Linked DNA regions of Mus musculus: region 2 is linked to region 1. A link is a contact called in ENCODE Hi-C or POLR2A ChIA-PET data. All regions are on one chromosome and are shown on one strand. The core of a region is the stretch at or near the end of the contact, and the rest is flanking DNA. Distances in the headings are between cores, read along the strand shown. Region 1 holds the start of Prkce (protein kinase C, epsilon). Region 2 overlaps Prkce (protein kinase C, epsilon).

What was found. Hi-C counts contacts between places; a loop is a spot of excess contacts on that map. ChIA-PET counts read pairs that join two places held with the same protein, here RNA polymerase II (POLR2A).
Region 2: a map of CH12.LX shows a loop between it and region 1 (3-fold over the local background). The contact joins the enhancer-like site here to the promoter of Prkce in region 1. A Hi-C loop is called at or near these places in 1 of 37 maps with a recorded cell type or tissue (CH12.LX). POLR2A ChIA-PET finds 5 or more read pairs at or near these places in 1 of 5 experiments (Patski).

The regions. Positions count from the first base shown.
Region 1 is chr17:86,164,028-86,170,618 of GRCm38, reverse strand. Prkce (protein kinase C, epsilon) reads right to left here and starts at 2,834. Exons shown (of 15, transcript NM_011104.3): 1 at 1,679-2,834. The coding sequence starts at 2,026. Gm5817 (predicted gene 5817) reads left to right here and starts at 3,134. Exons shown (of 2, transcript NR_165800.1): 1 at 3,134-4,158; 2 at 4,892-5,152.
Region 2 is chr17:86,270,135-86,276,710 of GRCm38, reverse strand. All of the region lies in intron 1 of Prkce (protein kinase C, epsilon), which reads right to left. Among named protein-coding and RNA genes, the nearest start is that of 2010106C02Rik, 14 kb to the left of the region's middle. Within about 2 kb of position 5,271, at least 2 of the 3 ENCODE cell types and tissues checked have a DNase peak (open chromatin) inside an H3K27ac peak, as active enhancers do.

The sequences.
Region 1 (6,591 bases), core at 1,585-4,084:
CTCTGACTGAACACTTCCTTAGAAGAGCTGAGGAGAGAGAGTAGCGTCCTGTTCTGCTCTGGCTTTGGAGGAGCCCCCAGTTCAGTGTTGCCAGAGAAACTCAGATACATCCTTCCAGCCGGCGCATGGATGTGGAAGACTTGAACCTTCTGCTCATCTTTTCTGCCTTCTGCCCACTGCTTATGCCCTCTGAGACCCTCCTGCAACAGGCCCCACCTTCCTGATACTCTAGTCAAAAATCCTCTTCCCCTTTTATACAAAACCACAGATGTTTAGCACTGAAGTCTGTTTGTGAAGCTGGTTAGCCCCCCATGCCCCTTTGGGCATCACGGCGAACAGCAGTGAAAGGAGAGTGGGTGAAGGGGTGGGGGTGAGACTGAGGTCGGGATCCTAAAGTTTGCCTGCTGTCTACTTTAATGGAAGCCACAGACCTCCCAGCGTTGAGCTGTGGTTTACAAGGGTTGCCCTGAAAGCCTCTTTAGTAACCATGGTTTCCAGAAGGCTCTCCCACATCCAGGAGCATAAAAAGAGCAGGTCCCCTCCCCCCATCTCCCCCTAAAAGCTCCATGTCCTTGAAAATATATATTTAAAAATGTGAAGTAGAGTGACATGCCAAGGGCATGTGCACCCTCTGACCCTCCGATATTCATGAAGTTATCTGCTGTCAGCAGAGTGATTCTCCCACAGCTCTTCATAAGGCAGCACAGACAGCCCTCTGTGAAGACCAAAGAATCGGGGGAAAACATATCCATCCGTAGCAACACTTGCTCCAGATAGAAACATGTAACAAACCTGAAGATAGAGATACCCACTTCCTAACTGAATGCTGCTCCTACAAGAAGAGAGAAGCAAGCGGGGAGGGGGTTGTTTTTTCTGACTGCCCACGTGCCAAGGTTGGATGCATTTGGTTTAAGGTATATTGGCGAGGCCTACTTCAAAATCCCTCCTATGTGACAGTGGAATCAGCTAACAGTTAGCTCAATTTCAGAAATAGTGTTTGATCCTACAATATCTTGACAATCAAAGTCTGCAAGCATAAAATCTTAAGATTCAAAGTCCTGACTTCCTATCACCACAAGCCCTTTTGAGAATACGGCATTCTAAACAGATGGGCAAAGCAAGCTGGTGTTATGTTTGTAGGACCTATAGAGGGGACACTGGGGGTGAGGACCTTTCTGGTATGTCATCAAATGAGCTAAACAGTTGTTTAGGAAGAGGGGGCTTCCTACCAGAAAGACGGCTTTATAAAACTACTCACTAGGCTACCCAGGATAAAGCCAGGAGGCACAAAAACCCTCCAGTCTGAGCTCCACGTGTCTCTCCAAGGACAGAGAGACCCACCCACACACAGTCGCTCAGCCAAGTCCACCAGGGACTTGCAGATTCCTTCCACCAACCTATGCACCTGCATTCCGGGTTCTCTCCCAACTTGCAAGCCACCTGTACTGCCCACTGTTGGGAGGGCACGGGGGGGGGGGCAAGGGATAGTGCCCATCTGTCAAATCTCGTCTTTCATACCCTACTGTATATGTCTCTTCAGCTAGGAAATAAAACGTGCCTCTTCAAGAAAACTGAGCCGCACATGCACACACAGACAGCCCAGAGCCCCAGGACCAATGCTCAGGCAGCAAGTCTTTCCCTGGGACCCGGGACTCCCGGACGTGGAGGACCGACTCACCCAGTCCTCGAAGTGACGGCTCCCATTCTGCAGCAGCTCCTCGAACTGGATGGTGCAGTTGGCCACGAAGTCGTCGTAGCCGATAGGAGCGTCGTGAAAGACAGCCAGCTCGATCTTGCGCCCATTGCACACATCGGTGACGAACTCATCGTGCCAGGCCGGGCTGTTGGTCTTTTGCTTGGTGGCTGTTTGGCCGATGCGCGAGTCGTCCACGTTAAGGGCAATGTAGGGGTCCAAAAGGAACGTCTGTGGCCGGGGTCCCACCGCATGGCGCAGCGACCAGGCTGTGGGCTTCAAGCTCACCGCCTCGCAGATTTTGATCTTAAGAAGGCCATTGAACACTACCATGGTCGGGGCGGGGGTCACTCCGTCCGCCCCGAGGGCAGGATTGAAGAGCAGGAGCAGGCGCGCCGGGAGCCTGGGGGACTCCTGGGTCCCCTCTTGCCCCACCCCACTCACTCGCTACACCTTGTGGCGCTGCCTCCTGGCGCCGCCGATTCTCAGCGAGTGCATGTATTTCCTCGCCGGATTCCTAACGGAAAACAGGGAGGGGGGAGAGCTGGAGACGTCCGTTTTTTTGGAGCAAGTCTCTCCCCCCCACCACCGGCGACACCTCCACGGCAGGAGACGAGCTGTCGCCTCCGCTGCAAGCCGCGGGGGCTGCCTCGCCGCCTCGCTGGTTCTTCGGGTCCGTGTGCGGAGAAGCAGGCGCCGCGCCCGGCGCTCACCTACCTTTCCGAAACATAATCCCCGGGCAATTTCGACTCCCGGAGGGGGAGGGGGCGGCGGGACGGGGCGGGGACGAGAACCGGGGGCACAGATTTCAACCCGGATCCTCTTCGCCCACCCAGCGCCTGCCTCGGACGGCGCGGGGCGGAGGGTGGACTGAGGGATGTGCAGTCTATCCGGAGGGATGCATGTCGAGAGGAAATGGTCCTCCCCGGAGCCAAATTTTTAAAAAATCCACAAGCCGCACGATCAGCCCCGCCGTCACCTCCCGGGTTAAGCAGAGTCGCGCCGTAGCCGGCGATCGCGAGGCGCCCGGTGCCTGGGATCTCACATCCGCGCGGGCTTGGGAGGTAGAGGTGGCCGCCACTTGGGTTCGGGGCGCAGGCCGGCACCCGGCGGTGCGCAGCGCGGCGGCCGGGCAGGGACTGCGACTCCGCGCGGCCCCTCCTCCCGCCCGCCGGCGCCCGCCCGCCCGCCGCGCTCCCCGCGTCCGCGCTCTCGGCTGCCGCCGGCTCGCCGCCCGCCAGAGCGCTCAGCCCGCGATCTGCTTCCCTCGATCGCTGTGCGAGCGATTCTCCCTCCCTCTAATGCAGGAAATGCGCAAAAGACGTCAGTGTGTGTGAGTGTGTGTGTGTGTGTGTGTGTGTGTGTGTGTGTGTGTGTGTGCACGCGCGCGCGCGCGCGCCACTGTTTGGGGAAATAGAAAGTTTTGCCGGTTGGGGGAGCAATACGGGAAAAGTGAGCCGAGCAGAAAAGAGCAGGAGCGGGCCGGCCGGGTCCGTTTGCCGTGGCGCGCGGGGGAGCTGAGGAAGGACTCCGCGCGGAACCCAGGAGTGTGGCGTCGCGGAGGTGCGGGAGCGACTGTCGCAGGCCGAGTCTGTGCTCCTCGGATCTGCACCAGGAGAGCGGGGTCTGGACCCGGAGAGCAGCGGGCCGCGCTTTTCTCTCGCACCCTGCGGCCAACACTATCACTTAAAACTGGGCCTGGTGGAATGGAGGGGGTCGCAATGTCCAAGAAGACTAATCACCTTCCCCCACTCTGCCTGGACTGCGGCGGTCACCAGTCGCCCGCGGAGAGCTGGCCTATTTGTCACTCTGCCCTGGGATTCTCTACTGTGCCGCGATGGGGGAGGGGACACCCGGACTGCTGAGCCCTTCGGCTGGGTGTGAGTTTTGAAACCCTCTTTTTTTCCCCCTTGAGGAGACTCTCCCCTCTGGGGATTTGTTCTGGGCCTGATTGGGTTGCGAGAACTTGTGGAAGACTAGTAGAACCTGGGCCCGGCCTGGTTCGAATGTCTGTTTATTTCTCAAAGTGACTCCTCCTACTTATGCGGGACCTTGTGTGTGCCCCTTAAGAGGACAAGGCTTGATCCGCGCCCTGACAACCGGCGTTCGGGCTGCGGGAAAGCCCGATGCGTCCTCCTGGGGTCCAGTGGCTGTATCCATACTAATTTCCTCGGTAACCTTTAAACTCTCTGGAAGCAGCCGCGACGGCGGCTGGTCACGTGAGGCGAGCCCTGGGCTGCTGGGGAAGAATTTCCTGGGCCAGGGACCAGGACCGGGAAGGCGGGCGGCAGGGAATGGCTCTGTGCCGAGGGGGACTGGGAACCTGGGAGCGCCGGGCGGGGCGCGCCAGGCCCCGGGCGCCGCGCAGCGGGAACTTCCAGCCTGCGCCCGGGAAGGGGTTCGTCCCGCAGCTCTCCGCCGTGTGAGTGGAAAAAGAAAACCTCCGCCCTCACCCGAGTGCCAAGGCAAGTCCGGCTGTTCGTTCGGATGGTGAAAAGCTAAGTGTTTATCTGGCGACTCTGATAAGTGTGGATCAAAATGTACAAACCGCATTCCATTCACTTTTTCCTCTGTGGAAAAGGGTTATCATTTCTTGTAGTTTAAAGATGAGAAGGCAGTCTCCAGGAATGACATACCAAGTACAGTACACACACACACACACACACACACACACACACACACACACACAGAGTTCAGGGGTTTGAGTTCAGGCAGATCTCCTCCTAAAGTTTAAGTGTGCAGTCACGCCCCCTCCCCGTAGCTCACTTACTTTCCTGACAGCCAGTCCTGTTGCGTGGGATAAAAATGCACCTTTGCTATACAGATGCTGATAAAAATGCACCTTTGGCAATGATTATGGCCTTAAGATCATTGGCGCCTAAAAAATAATTTTAAAACTTCCTATAAGGACATGCAGCAAAACGTAATGACAATGAGACTTTCTCTCCAGGCTATGTGTTTAAGAAGCAGGCCCAGTGCTAAAAGAACAAAACAAAACAAAACAAAAAACCGGTAGGGATACACTCTAGGTTAAAGAATGCCCCCCCCCAAATCATTAAACAAAATGGTATTTAAAATATTTTTGAATAAAAGGTAATATTTTTAAAATAAAAGGTATTATTAATTTTCAGGATGAATAGAACATGCTAGTTTTAGGTCTTTTTAAATAGTTCACTAAGTACAGTTCTCTTTACTCAGGTTCTTGGCATCCATCAAGATTTTCACATAAACGGAAGGCTTCATTTGCCCTACTCTGCCCCGGCCCTGCTGGGCAGTCCAGCCAGGCAGGGATTTCTTGAAGTTAGAGATCCGAACTTAACTAGTTGGTGTTTCTTGATATGTCTCCAATTTTGTCTGATGGGCCCTATCTTACGTGCAAATAGAGTTGGAATCGGAAAATCATAGACATGATCCCTTCTTTTTTGGCATACTAAACAAGAAATAAATTTAAAATTAAACACTGAATTTGAACTTTAGAGTTTGTTTATCCCCCCCCCCTCCACTCCTCCCACACCCTGCTTCTACCAGCAAACAAAATGCCAGTAGCTTGCATTGGATGAATGTTTATATTAAAAGGGAGAAGTTGGGTATTCTCTGTGCAAACAGTGTGCTCATTACATCTTTGTTTCTAAATAAATCTCTCACCTTCCCACTCTCTAACCTAGCCACATAAAAACTCCCCAGGGACACCATGGATATGTGAGACACTAGCTTGTCAAAATCTCTCTCTCTCTCTCTCTCTTTCTCTCTCTCTCTCTCCCTCTCCCTCTCTCTCTCTCTCTCTCTCTCTCTCTCTCTCTCTCTCTCTCTCACACACACACACACACACACACACACCCTGATTTCAAGACAGGGTCCCACTAAGTAGTTCTGGCTGTCCTGGAACTCACTATGTAGACCACCCTGGCCTTGAACTCACAGAGATCTTCTTGCCTCTACCTCCCAAGTGCTGGGATTCAAAGGCATGAGTATCTATGCTTGATATAAGGGAGCACTCTTAAATTTACCTGGAGGAGAGGTAGGTTTAAAATAACCTGCTTCAGACTCCAGGTGAATAGGAAAACAGGCCCTTGCCAGCTAGGGCTTACAATATAAACTTCTGATCCTAATTACTGCCTGGTTGGTCTTCCTCTTGGCCCTTGTATACAATGTAAAGGGCAGGAAGGCAACTATGTATACATTGAGTTAAATGCCCTTTGGATTGTAACAATAGTCTAGTTATTTCGTAATCTCTGAGAAATGGCAGGGGAGAGGAAGATAAAAAATGATGTAAGAATGTACAAAGACGATGAAGCTGGGGTGCGTGCAGAAAGGGCTAATGGTCCAGCGTGGTGAGGCTGCCCAGGGCGGTACAACCCATGTTGCAACAGTTCCCGGAACAGGAGCAGCATCCCTTGCCTGGGGGAGCTTAGAGAAGCATCACTACAAGGCCTTTTGAGTAAGAACCATCGGCAGCAGAATGGGAAAGACATAGGAGGCAAAAGAGAACAGACTGTGACACAGGAACTATTCAGCCTGGCTTATACAGGTGGGAACAGGAGAGGAGGTGGGCAGGAACCTAGCAGTTAAAGACACCTTGGCCACCCAGATGTGTTTGAACTGCTTCCTAGAGAGACACTGAACATTCTGTAGTTGGGAAGTAGTTTCTAGAATGAATTCTTTTCAAAACAGCTTGCTGTCCTTATAACCTAGTGTTTGAGGGTGCCTTGGGTTAAATCTCCAACTGCAGCGGGAGGGCTAGGGAGAGCAGCAAGCGGATATTTTTCCTTCTGTAACTCTCCTCATCTGACTCACCTCAAAACAGGGTGCCAGAGGGATGCGCTGCTGAAGACGATTTGCCCTCTATCCAAGAATGAAACCTTCTTAGATGTTGTTTAGGTCTGCTAACAACAGCGAGG
Region 2 (6,576 bases), core at 4,022-6,521, 100 kb before region 1:
GAAGGAGAGAAGGTGGAGAGAGAAGATGCCATGGGTAGGAATCCTGAAAACATAGCCACGAGGCCTGGCCAATCAGAAATAGGAGTAGCCTAGATGGAACACGGCAAGTCATACTGTGGGGTTATTGGCAGGGGAGTAGACATAATAGAGGGTAAATATTTGCCCAACTTTAGTGCTTTAAAGGCTCATTGTAAATATAAAAGTTGTCTTTTATTGGGATCAAAGGTGGGGTAGAAACCCCTGATCGAGATTAAATATTTAATACAACATTGATTTAAAAAAAAAAGCTATAGTGTAATTTATTCCAATACACTGAATAGTCCTTTCCAGTCCTAAGACAGTACTGACCCTTACAGTCCGCTTCTGGTCTAGAATTAACTCTCTCCCTTCCTTCTGGATTGCTTGTTTGAAGGTGAGTTTTTCTCCAATTTGTAATAAAGGGGAAAGGAAGCAGGGGAACTTGCGGCCTGGAGATGTGAGGTCACCTACCACTTCCACCGTCTCGGGGTTGAGCTCACCCGCTGTGCGGGGGAGTGGGGGTCCCCTTCCATACACCTGAGATCGAGACATTGGCTTCATGCAATTGTATAGACATGGGCCATGCTTGAAGGTTGAACTCGGGTTAGAGCAGAAACCAGTTAGAAGATTAATTAGGTAACTGCTTAATCAATTAATCCTTAATTATGGCCCTAATTGTCTGCCATAAGCAAGTGCTTCTTTCTTCGAACTAAAATCTTCTGCCCGCAATTAGAGGCTTTTTAGTAAAACACGTGTTTGGATTTCTTCAGATAAGTTGGGATTTCACCCACCTTGTATCAAATATATGTGACTTAACTTCCAGCCAGATTCTGGAAGTCCCCTACAGGCCTGAAAACAAAAGGCTCCACCTCTTAGGATTACTTTAAGGGGTGAAAACCTTGAATGTGGGGACTTCCGGTGTTCCTTAGGTCACTGGGGGTGTCCCCTTGAACAGGATTGTGGGATACTCCTGTTAAGATGCCTTCCAGCAACTGTGAGTTTTCTCACCACAGGCTTTACACCCAACTGACCATGGGCTAGACAGCTATGACCCAGAATAAACCTTTTTGTTGTGTAAGTTTACTGTCTGGGGCATTTTGTTACACAGCTGCCTGACTAGCTCACCTACTGATATTCATCTAGACAAGCTTTGCTTTAGGAACTCTAAAGAAGAAAAGCAGATAAGGACAATTCTGGGTGCTCCCAACCTCACCCTCATGGTAAGAGAGCCCAAACACCTCTTGAGATTCAAGCAATCCTCCAAGGACTTTGTTCTGAGAGATGGAGCTAAAGGACATCCAAGTCTCCTAGTTCTAAGATGCTGCGGCTCAACACACAAAGATTCAGAAGCAATGTAAAACAAATGAAGTGTGCGGGTTCTAATTAACTAGATGGATGTCACCAAGATCAACAATAAACAAACACCCTTTATCTGCTCACTTTGCCTTGAGAATCCTGTGTGTGCACAAGTGTGTGTTCACACGTGTGTGTGTGTGTGTGTGTGTGTGTGTGTGTGTGTGTGTGTGTGTGTGTGTGAAAGCATGGAGGCCACAAGACAACCTCAGGTGTTGTTTCCCGGGTGCTATGTAGCAAGCTGGGTAGGCTGGCTGGCCAGTGAGCTGAGGGGCCCTCCTGTCTCCCTTTCCCAAGTTCTCGGATTGCCATTATCCACCACCATGCCCTGTTTGGATTTTCTTTTTAAACCTGTGATTCTAGGTATCACACGCAGACCCTCATGACTTATAAGCGAAGTACTTTTCTGACTCAGCTATCAGTGCAGCCCAGCTTGAGACTCACCCAACAGGCCTGTAAGCTTTTCTCTCTAACAGATCCCAGACCTGCTGCTCTCTCCATGGCTGACTTTACCTACATGTTTCCCCAGGTTCTTTCTGACTCCAAGACTCACTGAATCTGGGCCGAAGGGAAGAGAGAGAAGGGCGAGCCTTGATACCCGAAGCCCAGGGGAGGTATCCTAGCAGGGGCAGCCAGGACACCAACTTTCACACTCGTGACTACAGCATCCCATGCTGAGAGCCTTCAAGAAGGGAATCAGCTTTGGAGAGACGTTCTCGGAGAGGAGAGCGAGCGATGGGCTAACCAAGCCGCCACAGGCACTTCCTGATCTCTGCTGGACAGCAACAGGTCTGTGTCTGGGCTAGTGACCATAAGGAATGTAATGAAGTCATTTCAGCCCTTTCCCTTCAGGATAAACTTGGCCTTGGCTATCTAGTGGAAAGGTCCCTGAAAGGACTTTGCTGAAAAGCCCAAGGCAAAGCATTGAAGAGCTATACTGGAAGAAGGAAAAAAACAAAAAACAAAAAAAAAAAAAACAAAAACAAAAACAAAACAAAAAAACACAAAACGTTCTTTCAAGGAGACACAAACCACTCTGGACATTAGAGTCTGGGAACCCCAGCAGCACAGGGTACCCTTTCTAGTCTTGCCACTTTCCCATGTGTAAAGTGGACTGATAAGTGTGTGCTAGGTTGCTAGGTAGAGTAAACAGGCAAACATGCTCCATAATTGCTCAGCACAGGGCCTGGCGTCAAATGATCGCTCTATGGGTAGCAGGAACGTAACTATCCCGGCAGCTCTGGGTTTGCTGGCCAAGGGCACAGCCACACACAGTGAGTCTCCCCAAGATCTCTCCTTCCCTTCGCAGGTCCAAGGCACAGCCAGGCATAAGTGTGAGCCTTCAAAAGCATCAAAGAGTAAAAGGGAGCCCTAGTGTAGAACAGCGGAATCCCCTCCGAGCCCATGGGAATGTAACTGAAGCCACCCAGATCTACAAACCCAATTCCCAAGTGACAAAGGTCAGCTGGAAGCAAAAACATGCGGATTGAATGGGAACAAAAGCTGGAGTTTGGGTGTAAATCTGGACCTCATTCAGTTGGTCACCATCTTTTCCAACACAGTGGGGCCAATTTGGCAATGCCCCCAGATCATAGTCTCTTCCAACAGAGATAGATATAGACTGATCCTAGTGGCCAGAGGTAACAGGAATCCCAAACCTTCCTCTTCCTCTTCCTCTTCCTCTTCCTCCCCCTCCCTCTCCTTCTCCCACTCTCCCTCCTCTTCCTCCTGTTTGATGAGACTTAATATGCTTTCACAGTATTTTTGATATGGCAAAAGCACAAAGGTATCTGGCAGCTACTCCCCAGGAGTGTAGCTACAGAGAGCTTACCAACCCAAGGACCCAGGTTGAGAGGTCAGCTGGCATGGGAGAACCCAGCAAGCCTTGACCCTCCCAGGTGCCTAATGTGCAGACTCCCAGATGGGAACCGGCAACTTGCTGGGTGGTCCTGAAGGGAGGCTTCACAAACAGGGAGACCTGGACTCAGCTTTTATGATTCCTGGAAAGGATGAACGGGTTGTAGGCAGCACCAGCTGAAGGAGAAAGGTTACAAAAGCCACCACCCTGGGAACAGAACACAGCAGCCTGAAGCCCAGCAGGGAAGGTTTGAAATCAGACAAGGAGGTACTTATCTCACACAAGCAGCCAGGGCTTTGCTGGAAGCCAAAAGAAGTTTGGCACACTATCCCAACCATCACGGAGGGATGAGAGAGGAAAGGAGCCAGACGCAGAAAGAGGAGAGACTCGGCTAGGGTCTTCCTCAGACTTCTAGAATATCCTGGGCTCCAGAATATACTGACATCGCCCTAAACCCTGTGACAAAGTTCAGAAAACAGCACATGCTTCCGGAAGTCATGAGAATGGCACAGCTACCAAGTTGATAAAACACTTGGGAACAGAGTAAATGCTGTCAGTTCTGTAAGTGACAGTTTCTAGTACAAGGAATAATGCAAAGCCTCCTGCTAGCATGGAATCCTTCCTGTATTTTGATTACTCTTTCAGAAAAATGTAAGACTTCAAATCGCTTTCAAAGTTCTCAGGGACAAGAATGGGGACATTAACATGGGGACACAAAGATTTTTCATTCTACACAGAACTGGTGAGAGACAGGGCCAGCTCTGAACTCTGACCTGGGACATGTGTTGGTTGGTTTTGCTGTTTCTTTTTTTTTGCCCTTGAACATCAAGACACTCAGCATCAGCACCACGTCCACTATCCAGACATGGGAATGATAGGGCCCAGGACAGGGGACCGTGTGCTTTAGCTAGGTATAATGTCACTATGACTACGTGTTCAGAGAGTTTCCTCTCCTGTTCCATCAGGAATGTATCCCCTGTCTATTCTTCTAGATAATTCTCTGGTTCATCCTCCATCAAGCCACAGCCCCCAGGTTCCAGCCCTCTAGGCCTTTCACAGCTTCTGTTGCTGATGTGTCTTCTGTGGCAGTGAGTCCTGAAAGTCAACTCGCACATACGAGAACGACTATAGGAGATCAGTCTGGCTCTCCTCAGGAGTTGCCCTTATGGGGTGATCTGTGGAGTAAACTTGGATTTCATTTCACCCCACTGCCAACACATGCAGACAACCTCCGGTGTCTGATGAGGCCTTCTCTCGTCCTTTCTTTCTGTCGCTCAATTTCCTATGTGCATATACTGTCTTTAATGTGCCCAGTGGCTTGCAGCAAGGTGCTGCCAGCCTTAGAGAGAAGAAGCCAAGGCCTACAAAAGGGGAAAACATTCCACGGCATACGCAGCTTCCTCCAGGAAACCTTCCTGGATCGCCGTGGGTCCCAAAAGACTCCTCCCTCCTCTGACGCCGGAGGCTGCGGCTCATTTCCTGCACAGGTGTATCTCTTCCTAATTGGATGCAGGGCTGCTTCCAGCCTTTCAGCACCTCCAAAAGATCTAAAGTCACACTGGAGAGACTCAAAGAGTAGCAGGTGCTTGCTAGATGGCCTCGGACCAGAACTAACCCGGGATTTCCCCAAGAGATCCTTCCCTTCCTCTTGGAAGCTAGGCAGGAGTGCAGAGGCAGACTTGTGAGGAGGCCCTCCACAAGTTACTCACCGGCCCAACTAGCTATTTCTGTCTGACTCCTGGCATGATAACCAAGGCACCTCTGTGCTTGAACCAAAGCAGACAGTTTAGATGAAAAGAAAGAGCCCTGAAGAGGAGGTGAGGAGGTGCTGCTGCAGCCTAAACTGGGGGGGGGGGGGGTCACCATCCCTTCCTAGGCTCTCTTGCTCTGTTCCCTCAATAGCTCAAGGGGAGGGCTGATCAAGTGTCCCCAAGGCTAGGCAGTACAGGCAGCCTCAAGACACAGCCAGCCCCTCCCCCAGCACTTCCTAGCCCTGCGCTGACGTGGGTAAATCAGAGCCATGTGGCTGGCTCCTCTTCTGACACATGTGTCAGCTCCTCTCGAAGGCCCCTGCCCCCCTCAGCATGATGTGCTCCCTCTACACAGAACCTGGAGCTGGCTGCCTTCCATGGTAGAACTTCTGTGACATTAAATGATGACCCCCACAGCCAACTCGTTTGCCACAGATCAGCACTGCCTTGCACTGGTATGTTTTCTTCCTACATTTGTGTAGAACAGTGATTTAAAACTTGGGGTTAGGACAGGGAGAAAAGTACGGTGCCCCGCGGCAGAGAGGAGAGTGTGGGAAAGTCCTATTCGAAAATAGCGTCCACTAAATCGACTTCTCATTTCAGCAACAGGCACAGAATGAGTTAAGTCTGAAAAAGCATGAGCTTCGAAGGGCAAAAATTTACATGTGGACATTCATAGCGCACTTATTCAAAATGGCCCAAGAAAATCATCACCCAGAGGCTAGTGAACTGATAGCTAAAGTGCACTACATTCACTGGAGCAAGACCTGGCACAGCTGCAAAAAGGACCTGTGCTTTACACACACACACACACACACACACACACACACACACACGGTGACATGGATGAAACGTAAGGACAACATACTGAGCAGAAGACGCCCGATATAATCACTGCGACATAATCACTGCGTATGATTTCATTCCTGTAGAACATCAAGGAATGGGCAGAAAGCCGGGTTGGCTGTTGACGAGGGGTGGGAGGGACGAGTGATGAGTTAATGAGTGTGGGCTCCTCCGTGACTCAATGAACGATGAACACGTCCTGAGCACTGGGATAACTGTCGTGTAAATGTAACTGCATTTTAAGCCTTTGAGCTGCACTCTTTAGATGGGTGGAGCCTGTACTAAGGGACTTGTATCTCAATAAGGCACTGTGCTCTGTTTTCAAGAACTGGGAGGGCTCAGGTTTAAATGTGATCCCACCAATGCATTAACAATGGAATTCCCAAAGGTGCTCATGGTTTCCTGGCCTGGAACCTTCAGAGTGTAATTAGGATTAGAGGATGTTTGAGAGTTGATGCATACGTTGGCATTAATGGCTTTCGAAGAATTAGAGAAGGAGAAGACCATTTGCTACCTCATTACACAAGGCCCCTGCCATGTTTACAGGCAGCAAGCAGGCCCTTAGCAGAAGCTAAGCAAATGATGGTCTATGCATGATGCTCTTGGGCTTTCCAGTCTCCACGCTTTGAGCTAGATGAGCTTATGTCCCTTGTACATTATTTGATCTCAGATATTTTGCTACAGAAACAGAAAATAATGGCCTAAAACATTGGCAGAGATCAGAAATAGACAACGTGAAACAAAACTAGC